Regions from separate parts of the Homo sapiens genome. Here region 1 is linked to region 2. Evidence: read pairs that join two places in POLR2A ChIA-PET (ENCODE). Cell type or tissue: OCI-LY7. All regions are shown on one strand. Region 1 overlaps STRBP (spermatid perinuclear RNA binding protein). Region 2 overlaps STRBP (spermatid perinuclear RNA binding protein).

Region 1 (4,000 bases), 65 kb after region 2:
TGCTTTGGGAGGCCAAGACGGGAGGATTGCTTGAAGCCAGAAGTTCGAGACCAGACTGGGCAACAGAGCGATACCCTATCTCTTTAAAAAAATGATACTATTTAACAGAAGAGATTCTAATAAATGGGACTTACTTTATTATTACTCATATCGCATTAAGGAAGGAATGCATAAGTGCTGCAATTCATGGGATCCTTTTGGACAACCAAAAAACAGGGATCAAAATATGATCCCACAGTAAGAGATATCTCAAAAATGCTCCATCTAAGTAACATAATACTAAATACAATACTAAAATTTTACCTTTCCTATAAATACCTTACTATATAACCAAAGTCTTCAGCATCTCCCATTCCCAACCCTACTCCATTCTAAGGGATTCGGCTAGTCACTATTTAGCTGTGAATCCAGCAGCCAAAAACGATTGCTATGTGTTCAGTCAACAAGTGAAACAAAGTACACAAGCTTTCTTTATATTAGTGAAGCCAGTTCTAGACCATCCTGGCTAACATGGTGAAACTAACAATACAAATTAACAATACAAAAACTAAAAATGCAAAAAAATTAGCCGGGCATGGTGGCGGGTGCCTGTAGTCCCAGCTACTCGGGAGGCTGAGGCAGGAGAATGGCGTGAACCCGGGAGGCAGAGCTTGCAGTCAGCCAAGATCACGCCACTACACTCCAGCCTGGGCGAAAAAGCAAGACTCCGTCTCAAAAAAAAAAAAAAAAAAATGTGGAGCCAGCCAGGCATGGTGGCTCGCGCCTGTAATCCCAGCACTTTGGAAGGCTGAGGCCAGGAGGATCACTTGAGCCTAGGAGTTTAAGACCAGCCTGGGCAACACAGTGAGACCCCATCTCTACCAAAAAAATTAACAACAAATTAGGTGGGCATAGTGGCACATGCCTGTAGTCCCAGCTGCTCAGGAGGCTGAGGTGGAATGATCACTTGAGCCCAGTAGGGTGGGGCTGCAGTGAGCCATGAACACACCACTGCCCTCCAGCCTGAGCAACAGAGCAAGACCCTGGTCTCAAAATAATTGAATAGATTGAAGGCAGAAAAGGAAGAACAATGCTATGAAATAGCTTCAGATGTAGTGGAAAAATCATGGATCACCAATATGAAAAGTACAGCACTCCACAGTCATTTAGCATGGGGGGTAACTACCCTACCATCAAGAACCTCTGGGAACTTCAGAGTATGATAGCATAGTGCAATAACTCATGAAAAAAAAACTGTATCTCTATTCACTGTATATTCACTGTATGTTCTATTGGTGCTATAAAACAAACTTAAAAATCATCTGACCAACTCTACCCTCATTTTAAAAATGAAACAGAATCAGCAAACAAGGGACAAGACATGGTCTGAAACCTAAATTACAGACCAATGCTTTTTCCCCAATATTTATCAATCTGATTGAGAAAAAAGCCAAATTTATAATATGTCTGATTTACTCTAAACTGAAATGGAGAAACTACAATAGCTTTTAAGAGTTTTTCTTTTTTTAAAAAAAAAAAAAAAAAAGGTCAACCTAGTGGATAAAATTCTGGTCTTAAAATTTTTTTAAAAACTAACTTTGCTAGTTAATAGCTATATGACCTTAGAAGTTATGTGACTCAAAGAGTCACTTAATTTCCTTGGGTCTCTGTTTCCTTTCTTAATAAAATGAGAAATAATTCCACTACTAATTAGTAGATAACATGTATGTAGCTCAGACTTTGTACTCACTGTTCCTAAGACTTTTCATATATTAACTCAAGCCTCCCAACAATCTCAATTACTGTCTCCAATTAACACATAAGGAAACTAAAGCATAAACAGATAACACAACCTAAGTAAGACCATAAAGTAAACAGTAGAGCCAAGATTCATATCTAGACAATCCTCTTTAATACTGTTTTGGCTCTAAAGGACTTACATTTCCTATAGAGGACAAACTTCAGCTATTTAAAAAAAAAAAAAAAAAGTCTATGTGACCATAGAACACACAGGCTTTGGAGTCAAGTACCAGCTTTGTCACTTCCCTTATCTGAGCCAGAGTTTTCTCACCCATGAAATGGGCTGACTAGTATCTACTCCAAACTAAATGGACAGGTTATATAAAAATACCTAATAATATCTTACAAATAGTATACACCCAATAAATGGTTTCGGGAAAAAAACACACCTCAAATTTCCTAATGTCAAATAGAAACATTTTGTTTATACATCAGATGTATGTAAATTTCTCTGAAAAACTAAGCCTAGAAAAATATTAACTATGCACTCCTTAGAACAGCTTACGCAGAAGGTGGCATTATATATAAAGGAATGTGTGTCACTTTTTAATTGAGCACTTTTTTCAATTAATGGACATTATTTTCTAGAGCAGCTTTAGGTTTATAGAAAAGTTGAGTGGAAAGTGGAAAGAACTCCCATATACCTCTTCTCCCCACCACCCACCACACACCACCCACCACCCACCACACATAGTTTCTCCTATTCTTGACATATTACCTTAGTGTGGTACATTTGTTACCACTGATAAACCAATGTTGATACATTATTATTAACTAAAGTTCATAGTTTACATTAGGGTTCACTCTTTGCATTGTACATTCTATGGATTTTTACAAATGACATGCATTCACCATTACAGTATCATACAAAATAGTTTTAGTTTAACACCCCTGAAAATCCCCTATGCTCCACCTATTTGACCTTCCCACCTTCCCCACCCCCAAGCCCTTAGTAACCACTAAGTTTTTTCAGTCTATAATTTTGCCTTTTCAAGAATGTCATATAGTTGGAATAATATATCATATGTAGCCTTTTGAGACTAGCTTCTTTCACTTAGCAATATGCATTTAAGGTTTCTCCATCTTTTCATGGATTGATAGCTCATTTCTTTTTATTGCTGAATAATATTCTGTTGTATGGATATACCACAATTTATCCATTCAACTACTGAAGGACATCTTGATTGATTCCAAATTTTGGCAATTATGAATAAATTCCCAAAAACTTATTTTCAAAGTTTTTGGGTAAATCTCAAGACTAGGCCAGGTGCGGTGGCTCACGTCTGTTAATCCCAGCAGTCTGGGAGCCCGAGGCAGGCGGATCACAAGGTCAGAAGATCGAGACCATCCTGGCTAACACGGTGAAACCTTGTCTCCACTAAAAAATACAAAAAATTGGCCAGGCATGGTGGTGGGCGCCTGTAGTCCCAGCTACTCGGGAGGCTGAGGCAGGAGAATGGCGTGAACCCAGGAGGCGAAGCTTGCAGTGAGCTGAGATCATGCAACTGCACTCCAGCCTGAGTGACAGAGTGAGACTCCATCTCAAAAATAAAAATAAAAATCTCAAAACCAACAAACAACTATGCTATCTATATTCAAACTATGAAACTTAAATATTTAGGGATTTTTTTTCCTGAAATGCAATAGAGAGAATATAAAAATACTTTCTTTAAAAATCCCAAGTAATGTTTTGCAAACAGTTTGTTATGGAATCCAGTAAATTTACTCTCAAAACAGTAACTGACTAGGAAACCTTCAATTTTGTTAATACTAATATAAGCCACCTAAAACAAGCTATGTAAAAATAAACAGGCTTTATTTCATTATGAAAGAACCACCGCACATCTACAATATTAAATATGGGCAAGAAAAAATTAGAAAAAGACACCTCACTGCCTCTCCCAGAAGATCACATTAAGATAAACTATGTGAGATTCAATAGCAAAGACTTGGAACCAACCTGAATGTCCAACAATGATAGACTGGATTAAGAAAATGTGGCACATATACACCATGGAATACTATGCAGCCATAAAAAATGATGAGCTCATGTCCTTTGCAGGGACATGGATGAAGCTGGAAACCATCATTCTCAGCAAACTATCGCAAGGACAGAAAACCAAACACCGCATGTTCTCACTCATAGGTGGGAATTGAACAATGAGAACACATGGACACAGGAAGGGGAACATCACATACCAGGGCCTGTTGTGGGGTGGGG
Region 2 (4,000 bases):
ATGACTGATTATAAGGGTGAAACTTTCTCATCTGTCATTAAAAAAAATGTGCTCCGTGTTTAAATTAACCACTTTGTCCTTTGTTCTACTATAAAAACTACTTGGAAAGGACCGGAGTATTTGTTATGAATTCATTTCATTACGTTCACTTATTGGACAGAGGTCCATGAACATAAACCAGAGTAGGTTTCAGGCTCTCAAAACTGCCAGGGAAATATTTTAAATGAGTGAATTTCCAAGTGACGCCTATTTTGGTGATGTCAGAGGGCCTACATTATTAAATAGTTTATAATTAAACTAATAACTGAGCTAATATTCTTTTTGCCACAGTTAACTAAGTATCTGGTTCCCAAAGTAGGATATTTGTAATAGGCCCAATTCCAACAACAAGGAGACTGTCAGAATTAAAATGCTTCCACTGGTCACAGCCTCTGTTCACTTGTACCCAGAAGAGGACCTGGTACCTAATAGGCACTGGGCTGTTTCAGCAGGACTGGATCGCACTCAGTACTAGTCAGCTATACCTCATACAACCTTTTATAGATGCCAAAGCCACATTAAATGTACATACAGATTCTGCATGGAAAAAAACAAGAGTTGTTCCAGCAACTTTAAAGTGAGTCATCAAAAGAAACTGCTACTTAGAAACAAATATGAAACATGAAATTCATTTTAATCTACATATATCAAATACAGCCTTAGCACACAACATCTAACACAATTAAATGCATTTATGGGACACACCTAAATGAAGCAAATCTTTATTAAAATGTCTGCCTAACCCTCACATCTTTACATGAACTCCATGATGGTTGAATAAGGTGGGAAATAAATAATCTAGCTACCTAACCTGGAAAAGACAGATGGATTGCTTTAAGTCTATTTGGTCTCTGCAGACTCGATATTCACCACCCGAGTCTTGCTGAAGTTGGTTCTGCAAATAATTAACTTAGCTCAGTCAATTATATACTTTTCCATAGTTACCATAATATTTTGTTTTTGTTTTTTTTTTTTTTCATTTTCTATTGCTTTTTTCTATGGCTTCTTGCTGTTGTTGTATTAGGGCATACAACACAGATCAGAGACTTTCATTTCTCGGAGAAGTTTTTCTCCTTGAGAAATTGGCACTTTGATCCTCAGCTTGTGTAACAGCTTACACATACAGATCCTACCAGCACTATTACCAACCTTGCTGCTTAGGAAATTCCACTGCTTTGGCCAAAAGAGTGCCCTGTCATTAAAATCTTCTTAGATGAACTGTTCCTATCACTGAATTCTTACATTTAAACAGGTATGTGTGTGTAATTTACATACGTGTTATATCCTAAGTTTCTACACACACACACACACACACACACACTTAGTGTAAGTGAAATGTCTGTCTTGAGTAAAAAGCAGTTACAAGGGTATTAAAACAAATGTTGAAAAATAACTATTTTACATTTAGACCATACAATTTTTAAAGGTAATGCGATGACATATGACCTAAGAGATCAAATACATCATATATGATTGTCATATATGCATGTTGTCTTAATTGACTATTTTTCTCTTTAATCAGAAAATAAAAGAGCTTACCTTTGTATACTGAGATCACAGCTTACAGTCACTATATCTCAGCCTATTTTATACAAGTGATATGGCTACGAAGGTCCGAGGAGAACGAGAATAAAGTGAGATAAACGTGCTGAAAACTGCTTAAAAGTATTAACCTGAAATACACAGAGGGTCCAACACCAGTTTTAAAAATACATTAACGAGGTATTCCCAGCTCTTCAATTAATAATGGTGGCTGATTCATGATTTTCAAACATTCACCCAAAATTAAAAAAAAAAAAAAAAAGAAAAGGCCAATACCAGCAAAATCTCTCAGTGGTTTGTTCCCCAGGCTAACAATTTGAGAGAGACTACAAACGACTTCAGAACTATATAAACTCAACTCCTTACTTCACCACCCATGCACTTCATCTAGTCAGCATGAGGTATGTTGGAAATCTACTGGACCAATTACCTTGCACAAGAGATGGGGTACTCCTGCAGCCTGAAGAAACACAAGCTGCAAGCCACATCCCTGGCTAGGGGCCAGTCCCCGTGCAGAGGATATGGCTTCAAGGAGGACCCCTATCTCTGAGAAATTATAGTAACGCTAACTGACGCAGTCAGGAATGTAACTATTTATGTGCTAAAAAGTGTAAAAAACTGTCAGAACATAGCACAGCTCACACGCTAATTTTAAGCTCTACACTGACCTGTAAACTCCCTGACAAGAAACTATGCTAAAAAGGGGTTAAGTACAGATATTGCTAGGTTTCCAAAGGAAAAGTTTTAAAACAGACACCGTGGCTTTGAACAAAGTATTGCTCTTCTTTAAAATGATCAGTCATTGCTTTCAAAAAGAGGGTGTCAGAGTGGAGTGTCTGAAAGCTGGATAGCCTCAGGGTGTCACATTGCTCTTAAGACCAAGACATAGAAATTGCCATTTCAAGCCAGACAACCTGATGGTTCTAGAAGTCAGAGAAGAAATCTTGAGGGCCCAAGTGAATAATAAATGGTGCGACGCTCAGAGGCTGGCAATAGGGGCTGTCAATGAAAAAACCACCTACAGTGGAGAAAAGAGCAGAGAAGCAAAACTTCATGTTAATCTCAGGCAATTTGGTGAAGCCAAGAGCTTCATTTATATTTCTCTGCTCTTTCAGCTGTAAGTGGAATTTTCATTACAAAATGGAAGGGTGGGAAGGGCAACAGGTGGGGGGACACTTAATTCATTACAGAATTTAAACAGTTGAACTTGCATGGTTACCACTTCTAACAAAGGACTGACAGCTCGATTATTTTAAGTAAAGCAGAGAAATGTAAAAGTTTGCAGCAACTGGGCAGGTTTACAACATGGTTAGTAACTTCCAACAAACAACAAAATTAAAAAAAAAAAAAAAAGACTTGGTAGAAACCATTTGAAATGACTGCCATCATGTTGGAAAACAGCACAGCTCCCTTTTCACCATTACAGAGCGCGTGAGTTATGAAGCAGAGTCAGCTACTTCAAAAGAATTTTCTAACGAGAAATATCTAGAGATTCCAACGTGGAATCCAAATTTGATGACCAATTTCAAATAACAATACAGCCGCAGCTGCCAATTAATAGTATTCCAAAGACAATGAGGACTACTGTAAAGATTTAATTAATAAAAACTGGACACTATCAGCCATGCTTTTTCTTCTCAGTGATGGCTCTGTTTCATCCATAGGTCAGCAAAACGCATCAATGAAACATGAAAACTCCCAGCTGAAATGGGCCCTCTTGTTTATGTCTAGCCACTAATGCACAGGATGAGAATGATAAGTTACAGCTATTTCCAGCAAGTGATGAGGTTTTATTAAAGTATCACCCACCACTAATAAAGACAAAAGACCAAGGAGAAGAAACAAACTAATCATTGTGTAATATATATCTGAGAAGTGACACTAACATTTGTTGTACATTGCCCATTTCACCTTTATTTAGTGGTCCCGAAGGAATTTGGTACATACATTTGCCATATTTTGTGAAGCCCATTCTCATGGATGGGCCCTGTCAAGTTCCCAAAAGCAGAACTGAATAGGGAAAATGAAAGCTAATTCATACTAAAAACAGACATTTTTAAGACATGGTGCCTTATAAATATTGACAGGGGACCACACTGCTGCTCCTTCATGGGGGTGAGTACCTTAATGAAACCATTGACCTAGTAACATCATTGGCTTTCCAAACAAGGTGAGAATGCAAGTGGAGGACTTAGGTCTGCACCCTTTACAGAACAGCACAATGTTACCCACTGATCCATTTCCACCAGCATCATCAGGTGTCTTAAAAAGAAATGCTGACCCATGGCTGAAACCTGTCACTTTTCACAGCAGCACTCAACAAGAACTGGGACAATCGAAGAGCAAGTTTTTATGGGGACCCTGTTGCTGCTTTAGATTCTGATGTAATTGAAGAGGAAAGGAGACCCTTCAATGAATC

Evidence for each region. Peaks named below come from ENCODE experiments on the same cell type or tissue, not always from the same donor. Only the 100,000 strongest peaks of a DNase experiment are listed, where the experiment ranks them.
Region 1: POLR2A ChIA-PET joins it to region 2 with 5 read pairs; 2 of 35 experiments call an interaction of 5 or more read pairs at or near these places.

The regions. Positions count from the first base shown.
Region 1 is chr9:123,185,319-123,189,318 of GRCh38, forward strand. The region is part of intron 2 of STRBP (spermatid perinuclear RNA binding protein); the gene reads right to left. Among named protein-coding and RNA genes, the nearest start is that of MIR600HG, 72 kb to the left of the region's middle. In OCI-LY7, no CTCF peak of the experiment used is centred here; a DNase peak (open chromatin) is centred at 2,023.
Region 2 is chr9:123,120,615-123,124,614 of GRCh38, forward strand. STRBP (spermatid perinuclear RNA binding protein) reads right to left here. Exons shown (of 19, transcript NM_018387.5): 19 at 1,003-4,000. Among named protein-coding and RNA genes, the nearest start is that of MIR600HG, 7.1 kb to the left of the region's middle. In OCI-LY7, no CTCF peak of the experiment used is centred here; no DNase peak of the experiment used is centred here.